Linked DNA regions of Homo sapiens: all the other regions are linked to region 3. Evidence: chromatin loops called from intact Hi-C (ENCODE). Cell type or tissue: natural killer cell. All regions are shown on one strand. Region 1 has its middle 36 kb from the start of DUSP10. Region 2 holds the start of LINC02474 (long intergenic non-protein coding RNA 2474). Region 3 overlaps LINC01655 (long intergenic non-protein coding RNA 1655).

The links. Hi-C counts contacts between places; a loop is a spot of excess contacts. Peaks named below come from ENCODE experiments on the same cell type or tissue, not always from the same donor. Only the 100,000 strongest peaks of a DNase experiment are listed, where the experiment ranks them.
Region 1: it touches region 3 in a loop (6-fold over the local background); 7 of 110 quality-filtered maps call a loop at or near these places.
Region 2: it touches region 3 in a loop (10-fold over the local background); 4 of 110 quality-filtered maps call a loop at or near these places.

Annotation. Positions count from the first base shown.
Region 1 is chr1:221,773,800-221,781,799 of GRCh38, forward strand. No RefSeq gene overlaps it. Among named protein-coding and RNA genes, the nearest start is that of DUSP10, 36 kb to the left of the region's middle. RefSeq lists enhancers at 3,771-3,860, 3,931-3,980, 4,011-4,060, 5,111-5,160. In natural killer cell, no CTCF peak of the experiment used is centred here; DNase peaks (open chromatin) are centred at 4,182, 4,512 and 4,912; H3K27ac peaks cover 3,224 bases.
Region 2 is chr1:221,958,484-221,966,483 of GRCh38, forward strand. The region is part of intron 1 of LINC02257 (long intergenic non-protein coding RNA 2257); the gene reads right to left. LINC02474 (long intergenic non-protein coding RNA 2474) reads left to right here and starts at 7,927. Exons shown (of 3, transcript NR_149071.1): 1 at 7,927-8,000. RefSeq lists an enhancer at 7,001-7,613. In natural killer cell, no CTCF peak of the experiment used is centred here; a DNase peak (open chromatin) is centred at 3,388.
Region 3 is chr1:221,825,260-221,833,259 of GRCh38, forward strand. It overlaps LINC01655 (long intergenic non-protein coding RNA 1655), which reads right to left. Exons shown (of 4, transcript NR_125989.1): 4 at 2,407-2,497. Among named protein-coding and RNA genes, the nearest start is that of LINC01655, 11 kb to the right of the region's middle. In natural killer cell, no CTCF peak of the experiment used is centred here; DNase peaks (open chromatin) are centred at 1,742 and 4,582; H3K27ac peaks cover 4,580 bases.

The sequences.
Region 1 (8,000 bases), 51 kb before region 3:
AGTTTCCCAGCTTGTGGAAAATAAGGGCTTAGACTCAAAAACCCAGGGAAGAAAAAGAATGAACTATAAGCTTTTTTCTTCATACGGGAGACAGATACAGTGCCCCAATATAAATCATGCCTGCTTATGGGGCAGGCATTTCTATAACGGAATTTCAAAATGTAGTCAATAACTTTATTTTACAGCTGAAGACACTGAGTCCCAGATAATTCACTGAGGACTTGGACTTAAGTTTCCTTCTGGTCACAATCACAATGCATTGTCTTTAGGAAGACCCCACATCCGCTTGGATCATCAAGCAGGGCCCTGAAACAGCACAGCAGCCATGGCTAGTTGATAGGTGGGGTTTGCCAGACCTGAGGGCAGGAGAGGGACAGCCGAGACCTGAAGTACATGGGCTAGGAAAAACAGTCATTACCTCTTATATATGTAGAGTGCTGGACAGTTCATGAAACTGTCTCCATACATTAGCTCATTTCCTGCTCATGTCATCCTTTGAAGAAATTAGTATAATCATCTTTATATCGCAGATGAAAAAATAAGCCCCAGCAGGTTTAAAAAGCAATGATCATCGTATATCTAAACTTGAGCACAACAGGAATTTGAACCTGAATTTTTTTGTACCATATCCAGAATTCTTCTGAGGTTCCGAACTCAGTTGTCTTGTGTTCAAAGCCTATAGGCCCTGTTACTGCAGGTACGAGCCTGAGAACAATGAAGGGGCGCTTTCCGGAACTGCTGTGTGAGCTTAATGCTATCTCTGCCATTTCCTTGTACTCCTTTAGCAAATCCTGTGTAAATAGAAGTTTTATTTGAACAAAGGAGAGTGTCCAGGATTCTTCAGCTTTGCCTTCAGCTTTGCAGCTGGAGAAAGTAAAATCTATGGAGATAAAATTTAAGCCAATCAAACAGCAAGAACAAGCAAAAAGCTCTCTCCTTCTCCCTTTTATTTCTTGCTTTTCTTGGTGAGCTTGTTTCTCTCCCTGACTAGGAATAAAGGCCTCTCTTTGGGCACAGACAGCATCTTATTCATCTTTACATATCTCTTCCTGAGATACAGGCATAGTGTTCTTTATGTTACAGATACACACCACATGCTTATTAAACAAAAATTAAGTTGTGTACATAACTCTTATCACAATCCACTGATGCTATAAAACTAAGTTAAGTTCACCATCCAGGCTGGGCGTGGTGGCTCACACCTGTAATCTCAGAACTTTGGGAGGCCAAGGTGGGAGGATTGCTTGAGGTCAGGAGTTCAAGACCAGCCTGGGCAACATAGTGAGACCCCCATCTCTACCATAAAATAAAATAAAATAAAATAAAATAAAATAAAATAAAACGAAATAAAAATAAAAACTTCATCATCTCTTGGCTTTTATCTCCTTCTAAGGAGGTCCTCTGAACCTGCCCACTCCTCAAAATGACAACATGTTTGGTGTTTGGAACACAGAAATTAATCTTGTGCTTTTAAAATGTATAGTTAATGATTAAGGAAGCTCAGACTTAGCACAACTCAGGGTTTTCCCTATGATGCAAACCAAAAACGGCCAATTCAGTCAGTTCAAAGAAAAAATACTCCACCAAGTTGTTAGGTGCTTTCCATAAACATTACTGTGTACCAAAGGATTTCACCAAGTTGGTAATCGTGTTTAACAATCTTCCATTATAAATGCACCTAATAATTGGATAGAGAGTGGGAAAAAGACATTCGATTGACTATGTTTTGAAAATCTTGATATTTGATTGAATTGTATTGGTGGCATTGAGGAGTCAAAGGCTGCATCTTCTGGGTCTGTGGTCGACACCTTGGCTTCCCAAAATGAGGACGGCAGCTACACTGACATTGCTTGGGAGCTTCTTAGAATGCAGAATCTCAGTCTGTGTCCCAGACCCAAAGGTTAAGAATCTGCATTTTAGCAAGATCTCCAGGGGATCAGAATGTACACTGACATTTGAGAAGCACACAACTTAACCTCTAGCGCTTTGTATTTGGAAATATAGAGGCACCAGATTTCACCCCACAAATTTGAGCAGGCAGAGTTGGAGGAATGTCTCCCTGTAAAACAAAGTTAGAGGAGACAGTTTTGGGCACTGCCTAGCTTTGGAGCCCTGGGGAAAGCCATGGCCAAAGAAGATTATGAAAGCCACAGCCGAGAGTCAGTCTTTAAAAAAAAATAACAGCTTTCTTGAGATATAGTTTACATATATGATTCACTCTTTTATATTATACAACCCAGTGAGATTTTGTATATTCACAGAGTTGTGCCACCATCAAAAATTTTAAAACATTATTATCACCCCTAAAAGAAATCCGTACCCATTAGCCATCAGTTTCCAATACCCTCATCAACTCCCCACGCTGGGCAACCACTAATCTACTTTGCATCTATATACATTTGCCTAATCTGGCTTTTCGTCTAAACGGAATAATACATAATGTGGGCTTTTGTGACTGGCTTCTTTCACTTAAAATAATGTTTTCAGGGTTTTGCCATGTTGCAGCATGTGTCAGCTCTTCATACCTTTTGACAGCCCGATAATATTCCATTGCACGGATTATACATTTTGCTTATCCACTCGTCTATTGATGGACATCTGGATTGTTTCCAGTGTTTAACCATCATGAATAAAGATGCTATGCACATTGGTTTACAAATTTTAGGTGTGAACATAAATTTTTACTGGAGAAAGTTTTTTTTTTTTTCTTAAGTGAAAGCAAGTTTGTTAAGAAAGTAAAGGAATAAACAATGGCTACTCCATAGGCAGAGTAGCCCTGAGGGCTTCTGGTTGCCCGTTTTTATGGTTGTTTCCTGATTATAGGCTAAACAAGGAATGGATTATTCACAAGTCTTCCAGGAAAGAGGTGGACAATTCCCAGAACTGAGGGTTCCTCCCCATTTTAGATCATACAGGGTAACTTCCTGATGTTGCCATGGCATCTGTAATTTGTCATGGCGCTAGTGGGTGTGTAGCAGTGAGAACAACCTGAGACAGTTTTGACCCTTAAACAAAGTGGGTGATATGGCTGTCAGCAAGAGAAAGGCAGGTAGGCAGGACTTCTGGGAGGAACAGCCACCTGCTCAGGAAGAAACCCTTCCACCCCAGCTCTTCCACTACCTGTGCAACCACCAGCAAATCACGAGATATCTCAGATCCACGTCTGCAAAACGGACATAAATCTTAGCCACATTGACCTCACACTTCCTTTTTTTTTGTGTTTCATATGGGATAATTAGCATAAAGCTGTTTTCAAAGGAAAAATACTACACAAAGACCCAACAGGATAGTTGTTCTTATCACATCACTGTCATTTTGGCAATTCTTGAAATTGCCAGTACCTAGTGAGCTAATGACCTTCTCACTCAGAACCAGGGAAGGAGAATCACACTCAGGCCTTTCTCTCTGGTGCCTGAAAAGATTTTCAGTACAGTAGAGATGTGATCTCATTGTGACTCTCAGAAGCTGTGCTTAGGCTTTCAGTCAATAGGCAACCTCTTTGGGGATAAAAGAACCATCTTATTCACAATGGCTTGCTGTACAAAAAAAATTAGAATAAAAGAATTATTTAATTCGTTGATTTATTCACTACTTTTTAGCATTTATGATGTGCTCAGCAGTGAGTTGTGTGCTTATAGAGGGTGGTGGAATGAGCGGCGGTAATATAAGAAAGTACTTGAAATTTGATGCTGCTTTTAGGGGAAGCCAATGTGGCCACTTCTGCTTTCTTATTGACTATTGGAAATGTAGTACAGTACTAGTAATTGTACTCTGGAATGGGCCAGTGGAAGCCAATTCGGAAAAAGCGGTCCAAGGAAGACTATAATGCTTGGAAGGAGAAGGGGAAAATGACAGAGGAAAAGAAGAGAAAAGATGGAGAGAGAGAAAGAGAAGAGAGAAAAAAGAAATTATAACTTCTTCCACCTTTAAGGAAGTGATGAGCCCACATATAGCCCAGGTGATTTTGAGCTAAATATAAAGCTTGTGAATTCCCCCCAGTGCCCAATTTGGCCCCTAGAGGTGGAGACAAGTTCAGTGGCCACAAAACCAGAGACTCTAAGTTCATAGAAGGGAGGAGAGAATGGTAGATGTGTGGGAGCAGGGAATTTACCTGCTTCCTGTTTCGGCCCCTTTTGCTAAAGTGAAATGCTGTGGTTTTGCTGGTTATACTTGTTAATACAATTCCCTCCCCTTGCAGGATATGTGTGTGGTAACGGCACCATCTGGGTTAGCGAAATAGATACTCCGAGGTATAACACACTAAACACAGCAGGATGTTTATAAAATTCTTAATCTGGGCCCTTTGGACCACCAAGAATAGACATAGAGATTATACAAGCAAATTACTAAATCAGGCTGAAACCAGACATATAAGCATTTTCATAAATACTTAAAAATTTACCTATACCACGAGAGGCCAACTCTCAGACCATTCTCTGAGAAATACTAGACCACCCTGAGATGCTGGTACCTTAAGCACACATTGTCTCTTCTTGTTATGTGGTCATCACCACCAGGATATCCGCCCCTCTCCTGCCCTGAACATCTAGAGCAATTTGGCTGGGCACAGTGTTCTTTCCAGAACATTTGATTGCTATACTTACATAAGGAGAAAACTCTATTTTCATTTGAAGACTTCAGACCTCCTTCACAAAGTGATACTGCAGTGAGGAAAAAATGCAAACTGAGGAGCCACGAAAGCTTGCAGCTGAAACAGTGGGGTCTTAGACAAATGATTTTGCCTCCTCATCTGTACCACAATAATAAGAAAGTTCATCCGACAGAAGTATTTGAAAAAAGCATCTGCTTTCATGTCTGGCACATAGTAGGCATTCCAAGAAGGCTAGTAGCTCTTACCCACGCCCCTTTTGAGGTGATTTTCGCTTACAACCAAGCCAGAAGGAAGTCATAAAGCTCACGGGCCTTACATAGAGAGGAAGCATCAGAGAGTTCTCACTCACAGCCCTCACTGCTCAGTGCAGGAGCCGCCCCAGTTGACAGGACTCACTTCCTCTGTCTACACTCCCAAACCTTCTGTGCCCAGCAGTGTGTGCACATCTGTCTACACTGAGCTCTAACCAGAGTGCCTGGTTGGGGTCATGACCTGGCTCATTCAGCAGCATGAGCTGGAAAGGACTTTGGCTAATAGGACACCTGGTATCCAATAAATTCCCCACCCTGTATTTGTGACTGCTAAAAAGCCGAGTACAGATGATAGGCAATTCATTTTGATGGTAAAGAGTGGCCCGTTCAGGGGAGAAAAAGGGAGTCCCCTAAAGAGACCCTGGGTGCTCAATGCCAGGAGCAGAGTGAGCTTGTGTACGGGATGTGTGCTAAGGATGTGTATAGCATGGTGAGTTACATTTTTAAAAAATCACAAAAAATGTACAGGTCTAGGGCTGAAAGTTCTTAGAGCTGCCTCACAAGAGTTGAGGTCCTTTCCCATTGTTTGCAATCTCAGATTGGTTCTTCTTCCCAGGGGCACATGGCACATAGCACTTTGGTGATGGGGACTGCTTTGCTGATGTCAGGGTCAAGGGGTGCATGGACCATGGGCAGAGTGCTGGGCTCAGCCAAATGGTTCTGGGTAGGTCTTGCCTCTTGTAGCTTCAGTTTTCTCTTTTGTCTGGTGAAGTTATTACGAAAACTCATCTCTAGCCTTGGCTTATGGGATAATATTCTTGATAGGACTTTGAAAATTTGAGATTTTGATAGAAGTGTAAGGGAGCAATTTTTTAGATTGGTTCTATGTGCCAAGGGGGAGAGGGCAAACAAAGGCACATTGGGGTGCTGGTTATGAGTTTGCTTGCACACTCGCAGTGTTCTCTTCCCTGGTCTGGGGCATTGTGTCTGTTCACACAGTTGAAAACCAATGGTGGCCGTGGGCAGCCCTGGACCTCCTAAGGACACAAGGCGAAACCAACCACCTAGCCACAAAACAGACGCAACCAGAGCCTAGCTAGCTCTCCAGCCTCTGGGCTCTCCCTGCATGGACGGCCACTCTACCTACCTCTAAGACCTATCTGGGCTTGGAAAAGGAAGCTCCTGAGCAGCCTCAGCCCTGATGGTGAACTCAGCATCAAGCCACAGCTTCTATCAGTCAGCCTGGAGAAAGCAGGCCCAGAGATGCACATTAGGATCCTGCCTGGCTCACAAATTCCTCTGCAGTGAAGTGACAGGAGTCAAGCTAGTATTGCAGCCTGAGTCATGTCACCTCCCTTGCAGGTTTCCTTAAGGTCATGAGTCTCCTGTGCATGGATTCATAATCCATGATCCAGTTTGAGTAAGTTGGCCCATGGTTTAGGCTTTGGTCCCCAAGCTTCTGTTTTGATATCTGTCTGCTATTCCCTGTCCTTCCCCTGCAACAATCCCATCCTCAAATCCAGTTTTCCTGCATTTCCAAATAGCACCTTCTCCGCTATGGTAGACAGCTTCAAGGTAGTCCCCACTCATCCTCACCTTGAAGCCATACCCTTGAGCAGTTTGCTCTCACATTCACTCGGGGTGACCTGTGTGACCACAGTAGCATGCAGCTGACGTGACAATGTACAACCTCTGAGGTGAGGTCATGGGAGATGTCGCGGCTTCTGTCTTGTGCCCTTGGACCCATCCCCCTGGGGAAACCAGCCACCTTGCCATCAGCCCCAGCAGCCTTGTGGGAGGTTCCCTGGGGAGGAACCAGAGCTGTCCACGAAGGGTCAGGAGCCACCTTGGAAGCAGATCCCAGGGTCCAGGCAAGCCTTCATAAGACTGTATCTGGCCGACATTTGATTGTGACCTCATGTGAGACTTTGGGCCAGAACCACCAACAAAGCTGCTCCTGAATTCCCAATTCACAGAAACCGTTAGAGAATAATTATTTTAAGTTACAAAATTTAGGGGCTACTTGTCAAACAGATAACAGAACCAGAGAATAGATAACCAATACACCTGCTTCTCTAGTTTCCTTAAGGCAGTGCTCCACCTACCCATTGAACACCCCATTATACTCAGGGAAGATGACCCCCAAACCCTATCACCTCTCACCCGATCATGTGCTAGTGATTACTGTGCTAGTACTTGCTAATTCTATTCCATTCCTATTACTCCGTCTTGCTGTGAGTACAAAAGCCAGGCTTTTCTATGAGTTCTGAAATAACAGTGTAATGAGGCAAATTCAAACTAGCACTAAGAAGATACTCAGAAGGGTAAAGTTCCCAGGACACAGACAACCCTATAGACTAGGCTTGCTCTAAGTGTTAATCCCTTTGCAGATACATTCTGTAGGTAAGAAGGCAAATGCCTTTTCCAAAAGGGCCTGTGTCCATTTCACAGATGAGGAAACTGGGACTTATGCAGAGCCTTGCTAGGCTTGGTGTATGTGAGGGCTCAGCACACTGGTTGACCAGCCTGCTGTGGGGTCTCTGTCTTACCCATGAGTCATGCTTTCTGCTTCCAGGGATGCAGTCTGGTATTGAGCCACTTATGGCCTTTTTCCCTCAATACACTTGACCCAGTTCACTTTGGGGAAACTGAAGTGAAACTGCATGATATCATCTGGCCGTTGCCCAACTGCAAACTGCCCTGTCCCTCCAGGTTGCACAGTTGCAGAGGGATTGTCACCTGATGCAGCTGGACCCTCTGGGAAAGGAGGAGAAGCCGGGGGTAAAGGCGAGCAAGGCAGAGGCATTGAAACCAGAGCCAAGCACCAGTGCGTGCAGCCCTGATACAGGCCCCACCATTAGCTGACAAATTGGAATAAATAAATATGATAAATCATCTCCCCAGCCATCTTGTGAAAGGGCTTCCGAAATGCAGTGTCATTATCGGTTCCCTTACTGGTGTTCTTACAGATACATTTTAAAATGTCAACCTGAAATGGAAGCTCCAAGCCTCAAACGTTACAGAAAAATGGATTTTGTAACAAGACACTTTCTCATTTGGGCTCCTTCTCTCTGCCTCCTGCAAAAATGCTCTCTTGAGCTGACTGAAATCTGTAGTTAAATAATAGTAAGGCAAGA
Region 2 (8,000 bases), 130 kb after region 3:
TGCCTACCCAAGTCCTATAAAGCTGTCCCTCTGGTATCTCCCTTTGCTGACTCTCTTTTCAGACTCAGCCCATTTACACTCAAGTGGATAAACAGCCTTGTTGCTCACACAAAGCGTGTTTTAGGTGGTCTTCTATACAGACATGTGTGACATTTACTATCAGGCTCAAATATAATTTGTCATTTTATAAATTTAAGGAACCAAAAATAAACTTCTGTTAACAATTAACGTTTCAGTATTTAACCTTATTTTGGAAATGACTCAGACATTTAATGAATATTTACTACTTAATTCAATATAACATACATTTAAGATTTCATTTATCCACAAAAGGGATTCTTAAGACGATTTTTAAAGGGAGAAGTTTTATAAAACATGACCTTTTTTTTTTTTAATCTGAGATGGGGTCTTGCTATGTTACCCAGGCTGGAGTTCAATGGGGTGATCACAGCTCACTGCAGCCTCAAACTCCCAGGCCTAAGTGATCTCCCATCTCAGCCTCTCAAGTAACTAGGACCACAGATGTTCACCACCATGCCCAAATAATTTTTAATTTTTTTGTAGAGAATGGTCTCACTATGTTGCCCAGGCTGGTCTCAAACTCCTGGGCTCAAGCAATCTTCCTGCTATGGTCTCCCAAAGTGCAATCACACCCCGCCCATAATCATTGAAAAAGCTTATATGTAAACTTTTACCTCATTCACATTCATCTAATTTACTCATCTTTAAAACTTATGTTTGAACTGTTTATAAAAATTGTAGGAGACATTGAAGAAAACTAGCCATCATCTCAAGTTATTTCCCTTTTAACTATTTTTACAGTGTGCAAATGTTAGGCAGTAGCCACCTAAGCAAGTACCCTAAAGTTAAATACATGGCTATTTTATTGATCAGAAGACACAGCTGTTTTTGTTAAAGCAAAAATATTAAACTAGTCAGATTTACCCAAGTCACATGCACTAAAAGGCATCTGAGTTAATTTCTACTTTTCTGATAAAATATTTTAAAGTGCTTACTTTTTCCTTTAAGCTATTAATTACAGCTCGTTAATATATTTTCAGAGAGAAATATCACATACACATAACCCATATGAACATATAGACACACAGACAGAAGCAGGTCTTATAGCTTTTATAAGATTATTTATTTCTCAATGTTAAAATAGTTTCTCTCTCCATTTTATACCATAAATCTCCCAATCATCTGTTTCATTGCCCTAAATAATAATTAGGCAACCCTAAATTTGCACTTTCGAAGACACGACTCTTAGGTAAAACAAAGTAGAAAATTTATATCTCAAAGGCACAGAACTTAGATCTCAACACCATTACTTCCCCAGACAAAGAACAGCATAGATATAGGTCCAGTTGAGACAAAATGGCCAGGAAAAGCACCTTAAAGGTAAGGTTTATTATGTAAACTTTATACCCATGTCTTCACCATTGTAAAGTTTTTAGGGGTTTAGGTGAATAGAGGGACAGGCCCTTACAAATGGAGGTTTTCATTATAGAGATAAATATCTTTTACAAAAAGTTTCAAAATAGCCAGTCAAATGTCAAAAGTTGAATTTTTTGGACCATATAGTTGATAGGTAGTCTTTTGAATTTATCTTACTTGTTAGTTAGATTACTGACTTCAGGATGAAGCCCTGTAACTAACATGGCAAAAAGGCATTTTCTATGCCTGGATTCAAGAATAGAACTTGATTTCATATTCCCTACAATATAAATTTTCTTCTTTATCCAAAGGAGTGGTTGTCCTATAATAGTGGGGTTGAAAATGGAAATAGTGGCTCTGGTGTCTACCTAGATTGGATAACAACCGGTAGAAGGTTAGAGCAGCTCCCTCTAAGGCCCATCAATCCTGATAGTTAACATGGAAATTATCAGGGAGTGAAAAGGCTGTTTTTAGGGACTTTCCTTGAAATTTTGGGAGTAGCCTCTTTTCCAATGTCCTGGTTGTTTGCACCAATAGCAACTGCTGTTTTAGGGGTTGCTTGTTGAAGAAGTGCTCTGGGGTAGACCCAAAGGCCATTCTAGGTTGTTGGTTGGCGTGGAGCTGAAACACATTGGAAATGGCTTTCAAATGCTCAATTGTGATTTTTCAGGTTTTGTTAGGCCTATACATGGACCAGGTAGGAGCTTGTCCAGTAATACCATTCTGCCTCTTTTATCCATTTCTGGGCTTCACCAGTTTTCACTAGTATGTGAATTAATTGGTAAAGATCAAATATCTTGAGGTCATAAATTTCAATTAAGACCTTGAATTCTTCAGAAACCTTTTGAAGGCCTTCCCTAGATTTAGCAAAATTTTTAACTATGGCGCTGAGTTCTATTATCACCTAGGGAGTGTAAGTCACTCTGGGATTATTTCCTGAATTTTTGAGTGGCTTTAAGCAAACTGTTTAATTGTGGTTTTATTTTGTTTTGTTTTGTTTTGTTTTCAGAGGAGAAAGCCAAGTCAGACTGAGAGTTAGTAGACTAAATACTCAGGCAAAGTGGGATAGAGAGGAGCAGTAGGAATTCTGTCAGTTTTACTGTTCTTGATGTGGATGATATCTTGCATTTTTAGCTTTTTTGTATGTGTGTGATGGCGTCTCGCTCTGTCGCCCAGGCCAGAGTGAAGGGGTGCGATCTTGGCTCACTGCAACCTCTGCCTCCCGAGTTCAAGTGATTCTCCTGCCTCAGCCTCCTGAGTAGCAGGGACTACAGGCGCATGTCACTATGCCCAGCTAATTTTTGTATTTTTAGTAGAGACAGGGTTTCACCATATTGGCCAGGCTTGTCTCAAACTCCTGACCTCGTGATCCGCCCACCTCGGCCTCCCAAAGTGCTGGGATTACAGGCATGAGCCACTGCACCCAGCCTTTTTAGCTTTTTATTAGTTCTTCACAATTAATTTAAAAAAAGTTAGAATTCTGTCTCTTTGAGGCTTCTGAATGCTATTAATAATTAGAATGACATTCTCTCTGCTAAATTTGAGAGACTTGAGATTTAAGTATGCTTGTCAAATGAACAGCCTTATTCATCTGGAATGTTCCATATAATGGCCCTGTAATTCTGAATTATCTTTAGTAAGATTTTGCCACTTTTGTAAATATTTGCAGCTTCCAAGGTCATAGCTCCTAGACATGAAAAAGGCAAGTACACCAGAAGGCGAAGTACTCAGATATTTATAAATTAAGGATCCCATTTTTATGTATGATCTTGGGTCTCTTAGAGCTGACATGGCTTTAGCTATAAGACCTCAGCATATAAGAAGAGAAAAAAATAAAGAGCCCCCCTTCAGTAATAACTACTTATTGTAACTGCCATCAGTTACCTTAAAAACTGCAGCTTTTTTGCCAGTGACTCATCAGTCACCACAAACCGAAAGGTCATGTGCCCTGCCACAGCACAAAGCAACCCTTGGTAACACACAGTCAAGTGCTCTTTCACTATATAAACTAACCCTTTGTACCCCAAAGGCCAAAGATATTAGGGAGCTCAAATGCAAAAGACAACAGAGCTCCAACCTGAGAGGAACTTACTTATGACTCCTGGAGCTCCATGAGAAAGACAGAGGAACCCCTTCACCCCCGCCCCTCCAAAAGGGACTACAGCATTTTTCCTATGTTTCTCAGAAGGTCTCAGGGTTTTCAGCAGTCTCCTTCAGTTTCCTTTGTGGTCACCAGATTTGCCAAAGGACAAAATTACACGTTTAGTTTGAAGATCTCGACTAGCTTTATTGCAATTCTAGGATTGGGCAATGTCTCATTCCATAAAATAGAATAAGTGTCCCAAAGAGTTGAGCAGAGGGGATTCATTTTATAGACAGAGGGGGTTGAAGAAACCAGAAGCAAAGAACAAAATGTGGACTCGTCCTTTGAAAGTTACCTCCCTTACAAGGTGAGAACAAGGAAACAGAACAATAGAGAAATAACAGATTTGTTAGCATCAGGTTACGTCGGGTTACTTTTGTTGTAAGGATTAAAACAGAGGGAACTTCGTTATCCTGCTCATTAAAGACGGAAACTGGTCTGCTTGGAACATTGGCTGTTACTGCTCTGTCCTGATTTTGGGGAAGATGAAATAACAACTTATTTTCAGTTTGGTGATATGGAACTTTGGCATGGGTGACTCCATTTTGATTTTTAGTCTGGTCTGTTGGGGCCTAATACAAAACAATAGCCTTTCATAATTTTTACTTAACATTAGGAAATAAGACACAAAGCTCATATCTTTATCAAATCTAAGGGTCTTTGGTCCATTGACCATTCATGTGCACTCCTTTTGACATTTTTCCCAGGCTGACTGTGAATTTAGCATAGTTCTGATTCTTTACTTGCAATAACAGCAGTTACTCTGTGACAGGCACTCTTCTCAGCGCTTTTCACCCAGTAACTCATTTAATCCATACAAGGTCCTGTAATAAAGGGACTATGGTCTACATCTTAAACGGGCAGTACCTGTGCAAGGTTGGTGAGATCGTTCTCCCAAGCTTGCACAGCAAGAAGGATCAGGATTTGAACTCAGACCCAGGACCCAGATGCTTGACCGATTAAGCCAGAGCAGCCTCAGAGCCCAAGTTCCAGAAAGTGTAGGGGAGAAAACAATAAATTTTCTCTTTCACCTTGATGAGTTTTTTCTGAGCTTCTCTGTAAAAAAGACAAATTAACAAGAGAAAAACAAACAGAATTCTGATAAAATGTGTACCTATGGGAGACAACCCAGAGAAATGAGTAAATCTCTGCAGCAGATCTCAAAGAATTATCCTAGACCTCACCCTTAAGTACTATCCTTCTCTGAAACAAAGAGAGAAGGCTGAGGGGAATGATGCAATTAAGAAATGTTGGCCATGGCTGGGCATGGTGGCTCACACCTGTAATCTCGGCACTTTGAGAGGCTGAGGCAGGCAGATCACAAGGTCAGGAGTTCGAGACCAGTCTGGCCAACATGTTGAAACTCCATCTCTACTAAAAATACAAAAATTAGCCAGGCGTGGTGGTGGTTGCCGGTAATCCCAGCTATTCAGGAGGCTGAGGCAGGAGAATTGCTTGAACCCAGGAGGCAGAGGTTGCAGTGGGCCAAGATCATGCCACTGCATTCTGGCCTGGGTGACAGAGTAAGACTCTGTCTCAAAAAAAAAAAAAAAAAAAAAGAAAAAGAAAAGTTGGCCAGGAAAAGCACCGTTAAAGAAGCATAATATTTGATAACTAGATTTAAGTTGATGCCTTCTCTAGGGAATTAGTTCTTCTTTTCTTTCTGATGCAGAAAGGAGACACCCTTACAATGGAGGTTTTCTTTACAGATGTAAATTTATCTTATGAAATCATAACTGTTTTCAAAACTAATTTGTTTTCAAAGCTTCTCTGTGTTTGCTATTTCCCAAAATAGCTCAAAATAATCCTTAGGCCAAAAAGGCATATTTGGGGTAGTATGTCCTGAGCCCCATCATTAGTCATCTTTATTACCCTGGCCAAAGGTCTCCTTGCTCATGACAGTCAAAGACTAAAGGACAGAGGGAACTTTTTAATAATGAGAGTTTGCTGACATGCACACACGTGTCATCCACTTTCTGATTAAAAAAAACAGAGAATACATTACTGTGGCCCAAACCTGACATTTTAAGCCATTTGAGATACCCAATAGTCTAGAAAGAATGCTCCTGAGAATTAAAATGAAAGAAATGTCTCCAACCAAATTAGAGACTACTAAATGAATCTTATTAAGAAGCCAAGTGGAAACCCTATCTCAGAGAACAAATTAGGACATAGAAATCAAATTGCCGGCCGGGCGCGGTGGCTCACGCCTGTAATCCCAGCACTTTGGGAGGCCGAGGCGGGCGGATCACGAGGTCAGGAGATCGAGACCATCCTGGCTAACACGGTGAAACCCCATCTCTACTAAAAATACAAAAAAAAAATTAGCCGGGCGTGGTAGCGGGCGCCTGTAGTCCCAGCTACTTGGGAGGCTGAGGCAGGAGAATGGCGTGAACCCGGGAGGCGGAGCTTGCAGTGAGCCGAGATCGCGCCACTGCACTCCAGCCTGGGCGACAGAGCGAGACTCCGTCTCAAAAAAAAAAAAAAAAAAAAAAAATCAAATTGCCATCATTAAACCAAAAACAAAATTCTAAGTCCCTCAACCAACTGAATGGACCCCCTTCTCTCAGCCAAGGGCCTTCTAAAACACTAAACCTGAAACACTAGTTCAGGCCATGATGGGAATAGGTGGTCAGGCATGTCACATTACACTTTCCTCCCTGTGGAATTCAGGCACATCTGACCAGTATTTACATTCAAACAGCAACTTTAAGATTGACAAAACAGACTCTTTGTAGCAGTAAGATATCAACATGACAGATGGCAGGCCCTGAAATAAATAGAAGTATTTTACCCCAAAATATATTTCTTTGACATATTTTGAAATGACCCTGCAAAGTTGTTTCTTGTGGGAAAAATCCACATTCTATAGAGAATCCCCTTCCCTTTCCAGGTCTTTTTCCTGATCCAGGAGAGAATTAAGAGTCTGGCACCTTTTTAAGTCTTATAAGAAACATTTACTATTATCTCTGAAGCCTGCTACCTAGAGGTTTCATCTGCATAATAAAAACCTTGGTCTCCTCAACCCCTTATCTTAACTCAGTCACTCCCTTCTATTGATTCCAGGCCTTTTGATAAACTCAACCAATTGCCAATCAGAAAATCTTTGAATCCACCTAAGACCTGGAAGTCCCCCCACACCTTTGATTTGTCCACCTTTCCAGACACAACCCATGTCATCTTAAAAGTAGTGATCGACATCTAATGTATATTAATTAATAAATTAGATCGACATCTAATGTATTGTGTCTCCCTAAAATGTATAAAACCAAGCTGTAGCCTGACTACCTTTGGCACAGGTTCTCAAGATCTCTTACGGCTCTTTCATGGGCCATGGAAACTCATATTTGGCTCAGAATAAAACTCTTGAAATATTTTACAGAGTTTGACTCATTTTGTCAACACCATGATTTGAGCAGGCAGCTCAAAGGGTAAATCCAATGAGGAAATAAGGATAAAATAATGTGTTCTGAGCACCTATTCTTTGTCAGGCTCTTTGCCTGTGTTATCTTTTAAAATCTGCACAACACTGAGAAATAGGCAATATTCCTATTGGGGCACAGAAAACAAAACCCCAACAGTTCAGGAACACAGAGGAAACGTCTTCATATTTTACACAAGTGAAGGAGATATCACAAGCATGAATGCCCTGAAAATGTTCCCCCAGTTTTCTGTTTAGTTCTGTTACTTTCAGGGTAACAATATTATTAATCATCTCTACCACTAATTGAGTGTTAGCCACATGCACCTAGCACTGTGCTAAGCGCTTTATATGCACCATTTCATTGAATGCTTGTAATTACAATGTGAATTATTATTATTATTTATTATTAACCTTATTTTACAATGAGACAACTTATTGTCAGGCCTCTGAGCCCAAGCCAAGCCATCGCATCCCCTGTGACTTGTGCCCAGATGGCCTGAAGTAACTGAAGAATCACAAAAGAAGTGAAAGACCCTGCCCGACCTTAACTGATGACATTCCACCATTGTGATTTGTTCCTGCCCCACCTTAACTGAGTGATTAACGCTGTGAATTTCCTTCTCCTGGCTCAGAAGCTCCCCCACTGAGCAGCTTGTGCCCCCACTCCCCCGCCCCTGCCCACCAGAGAACAAACCCCCTTTGACTGTAATTTTCCATTACCTTCCCAAATCCTATAAAACGGCCCCACCCCTATCTCCCTTCATTGACTCTCTTTTCGGACTCAGCCCACCTGCACCCAGGTGAAATAAACAGCCATGTTGCTCACACAAAGCCTGTTTGGTGGTCTCTTCACACAGATGTGCATGAAATTTGGTGTGGTGACTCGGATCGGGGGACCTGCCTCAGGAAATCAATCCCCTGTCCTCCTGCTCTTTGCTCCGTGAGAAAGATCCACCTACGACCTCAGGTCCTCAGACCGACTAGCCCAAGAAACAT
Region 3 (8,000 bases):
ATTTTTGGAATTCAGGGCAGGGTGCCAGCCTCTGGCAGATTTGTTCCCCAGAAATCCAGACCCCAACACTAAACTAAGATACAGAGCTAAAGACTCCCCTGATCTTAACCTCAGATAAGGAGAGAGGTACTGATATGGACAAGAGACAGGGAAATACTGGGTAGAAGAAGGCAGTTCCCTGGCAAAGGCCCCACCCTCAAGCCTGGAAACCCATGGCCCTAAATAGAAACAGGCATTTCTCTTTTTGCACCCAAATGTTGCCTTCTGGCCCACCATGCCCCACTATCTCATACCCATATAAACCCCAAATCCCATGCTCCACAAGTAGATGAGCAGAGGCAGAAAAGTGGGCCTGGCAGAGAAGGAGAGAAAAGAAGGAATATCTGAACATCAAGAGGAGTTCATCTGGGGATGGTTGGAGAGGAGACTGGCTGCAGGACAGCCAAACTCCAGGTGAAGATCATTCTTCCTACTTCATCCCCTCTTCAGCTCCCCATCCCTCCAGCTGAGAGCCATCTCCATCTGACAACAAAGTCCCCTGCATTTGCCAACCTTCAATTCGTCCATGTGACCTAATTCGTCCTGGATACTGAACAAGGACTCAGGTACCAAGAGGGCACTGAGCTGGTTAACACTTAAGCCATCTGCAGACAGCAGAGCTAAAAGAGCACTGTAACACACCCACCTGGGCTTTGGGAGTTGCAGGCACCCACCCCTAGATGCTACCATGGAGCCTGAGCCCAAAAGTGCTTGTCCTGGCTCTTGCACCTGCCCGTCTGCATGCTCCCACTCCTATAAGGGAGGTAAGGCAGCTGAACAGACAAGCCACACCCCTGTTGCATGTTCTGTGAGGGGGGTCAGGGAACTCTCCCATTTCAGGAAAATCAAGAGCAAGACAAGATGGTTGAACCAAGGATGAGATGAGAACCAAGGTCGAAAAGTGCAACTCATGGCTGGGCGCGGTGGCTCATGCCTGTAATCCCAGCACTTTGGGAGGCCGAGGTGGGTGGATCACGAGGTCAAGAGTTCGAGACCAGACTGACCAACATGGTGAAACCCTGTCTCTACTAAAAATACAAAAATTAGCTGAGCATGGTGGTGCACGTCTGTAATCCCAGCTACTCAGGAGGCTGAGGCAGGAGAATCGCTTCAACCTGGGAGGCAGAGGTTGCAGTGAGCCGAGATGGCGCCATTGCACTCAAGCCTGGGTGACAGAGTGAAACTCCATTTTGAAGGAAAGAAAGAAAGAAGAAAGAAAGAGAAAGAAAGAAAAGAAAGAAAGAAAGAAAGAAAGGAAGAAAGAAAGAAAGAAGGAAGGAAGGAAGGAAAAAGGAAAAGAAAGAAAGAGAGAGAGAGAAAGAAAGAGAAAGAAAGAAAGAAGGAAAGAAAGAAAGAAAGAAAGAAAGAAAGAAAGAAAGAAAGAAAGAAAGAAAGAAAGAAAGAAAGAAAGAAAAGAGAGGGAGGGAGGGAGGAAGGAAGAAAGAGAGAAAGAAAGAAGGAAAAGTGCAACACTCTTCAGTGTTTCCCAGGAAGAAGTTTGGGTATAGGAGTTTTGTAATTACAGTGGGAATGTTATTCGACTAGAGAGTTGCAACCCAGGGGTGGGGGCGGAAGCCCACTGAGGACCCCTAGGCCAAATCAAGAGTGAGGGTGACTCAGGTGACACACAGGGAGCCCAGTGGTCAGCTGGTTCAACCTAATCTGGAGAATGACTCAACACCAGGATGCCACTGCTGTTGGGGGAGGAGGAGGAAGTGCTAAACCCGCTTCAATATTTCCTGTCTTAAGCCCACATTGTTCTGGGGATTGAGATCTGAAGTTGAGGGGTTGGGGGTCAGTGAATCTGGCTATAGACATTGTAGATCTGCAGATGGAGGGCATGAAACAGGCTGAAACTGCTGCAATATGTACTCACCCTGAGGGCCTGAGGACCTAGATGATCATCTTAATTTAGATTGCTCCTTGGCCCACACAGACATGATAGTGCCTGCAGACAGTGGCTCTGGCACTGGCACCCATGGTAGCAGTTGGCCTCATTGTGATGGGAAAGCCTCCAGCTCCCTCCAAGATGCAGTTAGGGTTTCTGGTCTCATTCTTGGAAGAGTTTTGTTGGATGAATTAAACTGGAATCATCTTCCTTTCCCAGGAAACTGTTGTCTCTTTTGTCTGCTCTGCCTCTGGGTGAAATCTGTAGTCCTTACTTGCTGCTATTTTCTACCATCCTAATAATAGCTCATTGTTAGGCAGACATGACGCAAATACATTTCTCACTATCTTGGGAGATTTGGGGGGGGGGTCTTACCTTCTTATTTAAGTTCTTTGTTTAATTATTTAATTCTTTTCTTTTCTTTTTTTTTTTTTTTTAGTTTGTTCTCTTTGTTTGCCCTTAGTTGGTAAAGAAGACAAGTTGTTGATGAAGGAAACTGGCAAAATATCAGTACATCTTGAGTTCTTTGGTGATCTGCCTTTTCCAGAATCTTCTGATCTGTCCCTACACCTGCACAAAAAGTGCTTCATGCAATGAAACAGTCCTTACTGGGTGTCATAAGTGAGCTTACTAAATTTGGTGTGTGCCATCAATAACCCCTCACCTTTCCATTTGGGGTAGCATCTACCATCACCTCTTTTTTTTTTTTTTTAACTATCTTGTCTTGCCCTAGAACAGGTAGGAACATCTTATATTCAACAGTTTATCTTCATAGGTGCAGAACAAAGACAGAGATAGAAGTCATCCCTCTGCTCACCTGAGACAAATGCATATTTGACTTGCATTCAGAATCAGGCACATCCACCCCTGACCCTCTGCTGGGAGCATTTTTTATTTAAGATGTTTTTGGTTCATCTCTTGAACCTCCTCTCTACCTCCATTTATCCCTGAGTCCCACTCATACCCCTCTTCTTTATTACTCCCTAGAAAGGAAGTAGAAAGGCAAAAGACTTTTGTCACTGAGTCACTGAAAGAAAGAAACTTGATAATCTGGGAATTGAGGGAAGCCAAGGAAACACATCCTCAACCCTTAAGGTGAAGCTCCCAGTAGTCACCATTCCAAGAATGTGGGACCTCAAACTCAAGCACCTTTCTTGAGATAGAGTTAATAATGAAATCTGTGATTGGGAATGCATGTGTTTCTTTGTCTATCTCAACATTTTTTCAAGACCATTTTTGTAGCCATCCACAGCTGTTTTGCAGGTACAAAGAAAGGGGTCCTACTTCCCAGGCTATGGCTGTGAAAAGAAGATAAAATTTCAGGACCCCAAACTCACTATGCCAAAGGGGAAAAAAAAAGCTTGAGTCACCCAAAACTGCCTTTCATTTTGTTCCTAAATAGATAGCTACAAAGGTAGAAGGTTACAGGCCTCCCCAGGGGCCCTCCCTCACAATTCACTCACAAGAAAATTCTCTGTGCACCCCAAGATCTTTACCCTAAAACAGAGTTCTGTTGAATTTCACCCTGATAATGTAAATCAACAGCTTATCTTCATAGGTACAGAACAAAGACAGGATTAGAAGTCATCCCTCTGCTCACCTGAGACAAATACATATTTGAATGCTTCCTTTACTCTATGTTTACTTTATTTTACCTAAAAATGCAGATTCATTGAGCTGGAGCCAATGCATAGTTGACTATTCCTCTGTCCCCTCTTTTCACATTTAAAATGTGGATTCAGTGAACACGGATCTAGCTTCAAAAGAATGCCATTGCTTGCCTCTTTTATGTATTCTTCCCTTTTTATTTTTTCTTTCCTCTTTCCCCAACTGCTTACTCTTTCCCCTTTAAACGTTGAAGACCCCAAACCCTCTTTGGAAAAAGCACAAATCACAGGTGTTCCTTTTTCCTGGGTGCGTCCTCAACCTTGGCAGAATAAATCTCTAGATTGATTGAGTCACCTCAGCCATTTTCTTTGGTTTCACATGGCCAAAGCCTACCTTCCCTCTGTGGCCTTCCTTTGGTCATTAAGGATATTCTTTCTGCCATCAGGTAGGCAGGTGGTGCTACCTCAACCAGTGCCCATCTTCACATGGGCACCTCTGCACCTTACTCTGAGATGTGGTTGCCACTAAGCAAATAGGTATCCATTTGACTTTCAACTCTTTTTTTTAAATTAACATTGGCATTTTTAATTTGCTTTTTTCATTGACAAATAAAAAACAATATACATGTATGGGGTACAACATATATACATTATAGAACGGGGAAATGAAGCTAATTAACATACATTTTACCTCACACACATCATTTCCTGTGGCAAAAACACTTAAAACCTACTCAGTAATTTTCAAGTACACAATACATTGTGGTTAGCCACCATGTTGTACAATAGATCTCTTAAACTTATTCCTCCTATCTGGAATTCAGTATCCTTTAAACAATAGCTCCCTAATTCTCCCTAATTTTCAACCTCCTTTGTTCACAATGTCTTCAATTCTTCCTCCCAACCAGAAGGCTCTCCCCTCTCCATCCCTACAATCCAAATTCTCTGTATGATTCAGGGTTCAAAAGAGGTTCCAATCGTGCCGTGAGACTCCTCCCCCCACTCTGGTTCTTGCTGGTAGCTGTTTTAATTCTGTTCTCTAGCACTTGTTACAGTGATTCATATCCTGGATACGCATGTGAATCGCCTGTGGACTGTTTAAAAATGTAGACTCTGACTAGACAGACCTAATCAGAATCTCTGTGTGTGAACTGCAGGCATCTGTAGTTTTTACAAAGCTTCTAATGCACAGTGAGGGTATGAGAAAAACAGATAATATGTAAATGACTAATTTTAGTGTTTAACCATACCATGCCTGTTGCTACTTACCTGTCTTTTGAATATGTGCTTTTAACTTCTAGAAGACAGAAACCATATATTACTTTTTTTTTTTTGGTACACTACCCTTTCTTCCTACACCTAACCCACTCTTAGATCCAGGGCTGAGATGTTTCAATGAATATTTTGATATACATTTCTGCACATAGTAAAATCACCGAAGGGTTCAACAAACATTTTTGAATTATTTCACTGTGCCAGGCACTGGATCTAGGAAGATGAAAGCAACATGAGTCCTTTTAGACTAGAATCCATAGCTAACAGGTAAATGTTGTTGAGACTGTCATTTGGTTGTTGGGACACATATGGGGTCAAGAAAGCTTTGCTATGATTAAAATAATTGACTTTTGAAAGAGAATAGTGGAGGATGGAAGGAGCCTCTGGGTTTGCAAAGGATGAAGGTTTCAGAGTATTTTGAGGAGGTTCTACTATTTGTGCCATCATACATTCCACACCTTCCTATGCTGTGCAACAAGCAGGGAGAGGTTGTAAACCGAATACCTGCACATCTCCCTCCAAATGGCCACTCACTGGAAAAATAATCTATGGCTTTCCTGCTAAAGGAACATAGCGGGTGCATGAGGCTTATAAGAGAGAGCACATGCTATGGCATAAACATGGGCTGCATTCAGGTGTCCGTGGATGGTGTGTGTGCAAGTTCAGCTCTGCAGCTTTCTGCAGGCTGCTGGTATCTCCTTGTCCCATCCCTCAGCTCCTAGGGCTGCCCAGGCAATATTGGGAAAATCATGTGGGGCTTCTCTTAGGTGTCCCACTCTGTCCTTCCCATATCCATCTCCCCTGGAGTATTTTCTCCTTTTATTGCCAGATATCCCCAAAATCTCTCTTCTGTTTAGCAAAAACTTTGTTGTGTGTGTGTGAGTTGGAGTCTTGTTCTGTCACTCAGGCTGCAGTGCAGTTTTGCAATTATAACTCACTGCAGCCTCAAGCTCTTGGGCTCAAGGGATCCTCCCATCTCAGCCTCCCTAGTAGCTAGGACTATGGGCACCCACCACCACGCCCAGCTACTTTTTAAACATTTTTAGAGATGAGGTCTCACTATGTTGCCCAGGCTGGTCCCAAACTCCTAGCCTTGGCTTCCCAAAATGCTGTTATTAGAGGCATGAGCCACCGTGCCCAGCCCTAAAATCAATTCTTGAGAATGGACAGTATAACTAAATTTACAGAAAGGTGTACTTCACGGATAAAGCACTTGGATCTTACCCAATAAATAAGAAAAGTAACATTTATTGAGTTCCTAATGTGTGCCAGGGTCTACTATGTTGACGCATTATTAGCAAATTAAATAGGGAAGATGATTGGAGGGTTGGGGTCTCCTACACCTCAGCACCTGTGACACATAGATGATGGCTTCCTCTTCTTCCTCCTAAGATGAGCCTTGCCTGCTGCTTCGTGAAGGACTACACACTTAGTCTTGATTTCAGATCCCCTTCTGGGCAGATCTCAGAACCTCTCTGTGTTTGCTTTTTTCCTACGAGCAACTAGTTCCTTTTGTTCCCAACTCCTTTTCCAAGAGGCACAAAGTTACTTTCTAAACTAGGCCACTGGTTTAAATAGTAACCCCTAGGAAAGAAGAGTTTCCAATGAGTGCTGCCATCTTGACAAACGGCCTTGATTCCAATGCATCCTTCTACCTATGATCTGCATACATGCAATATCAATCTTAATTTACATGTGATTTCAATCTGTATGCAATATTACTTTGTATATGTAACATCACCCTTTTACATGCAATGTGGCAGCAATCCATTTACTCTAAGGGATCATAATGGTTCCTACCTGATAGTGTTGTAGTGAAGATTTAGTGAAATAATACAGGTAATGAACCTACAACAGGGCCCAGCATAGAGCAAGCACTCCACAAAGGTCCTCACTGTTGTCATCACTTTCCCTTCTGAACAGACTGTTGATAGTGTGATGTTCCTCAGACTACCTTCATTAGCTCCAACCTGCCCAATATCCTCCATCCCTCCCTCTACCCACAGACTCTCCCTTCTTCCTCTTTCCATAGAGTTTCTATCAATGGTAGTGGTGGTGGTAGTAAGAGCAGAAACAGAATTAAGAATAAATGGAAAGGTATTTCATGTTGCCTAGTTAGCCATAACTAATTATAATTGTTTCCTTAGCATCAATAAACATGAAAGACTTCTGGCTGTAAAGGCATGTCAGGCACTGCTCCAGCTGGAGTTTCCAGCCCTCTCCTTGCTTCCTGTCACATATAACTGCAGGCTGCCGCTAGACACTGTGGCTTCTTGTTAGACCTGCTTTGTGTGAACTTTGCTGTCATTGGGAATTTAATCATCTTTCTGAGGCAGGGACCACTGCTTTGTTAATCTGAACCAAGTTGTGATGTCAGAAAGGAAAACTACCAAAGTTTGGTCCCAATGTTATGAATAACTACTTAAGGTGCTCTGTCTCTGTCTAAAGAAAGAAAAACACAGTGATCCTAAATGTAAGTAATTCATCATGACATAAAGAGAATTAAAGGAAAATTAACTTTGTAGCATAAAACAGCAGTGACATATAAACCTACAAAACGAGTAGAAAAGATACTCAGGTTAAAATTATGGGTTTAGAGGAGGTCCATGGAGTGAACTTAAAATAAATGTATAGTTACAGAAAGGGTTGAGAATCTCTCAGGCACTTTAGCCTCTGGCTGTCCTAGACTATGGGATGCTGTTTATGTTCTATGCTAGGACAAAACCAAACAGGCCCACTGGAAGCAAGCCAGGTCACTGGTGATATTCCTAGGCCTGGCTGCAGGAACCTTTGGCGGATACATGCCCTTCCTTTGTTTGGAGAAAAATGTTATCCTCTCTTACCCTCTGCTCTTGACTAAACAGATTCTATACCATCATCCCCTTAGGAAAAATGGGCAGGATCCAATCCCAGTTTTCTGTCTGTGTAATGCAGGCATTAGGAGCCACTGGGCAGCACAGCCTAGCGTTCTCATTTTCTTTTTAATATAATAGCTTTTTTGCAAAGAACGTAAAAGCAGTTGTGCAGCTACATTTGGCTTTAGCAAAAGGAGAAATCTGTGAAAATTTAAAAATCAACACAGAACAAGGGGGACTTTATTTGATTTTTAAAGGATTGTTGTCAAGGTACCTTGTATCTGGGTGGGAAGAAAGAGACTATCAGGTTTAGGCTGAGAGTTACATTTGACTCTG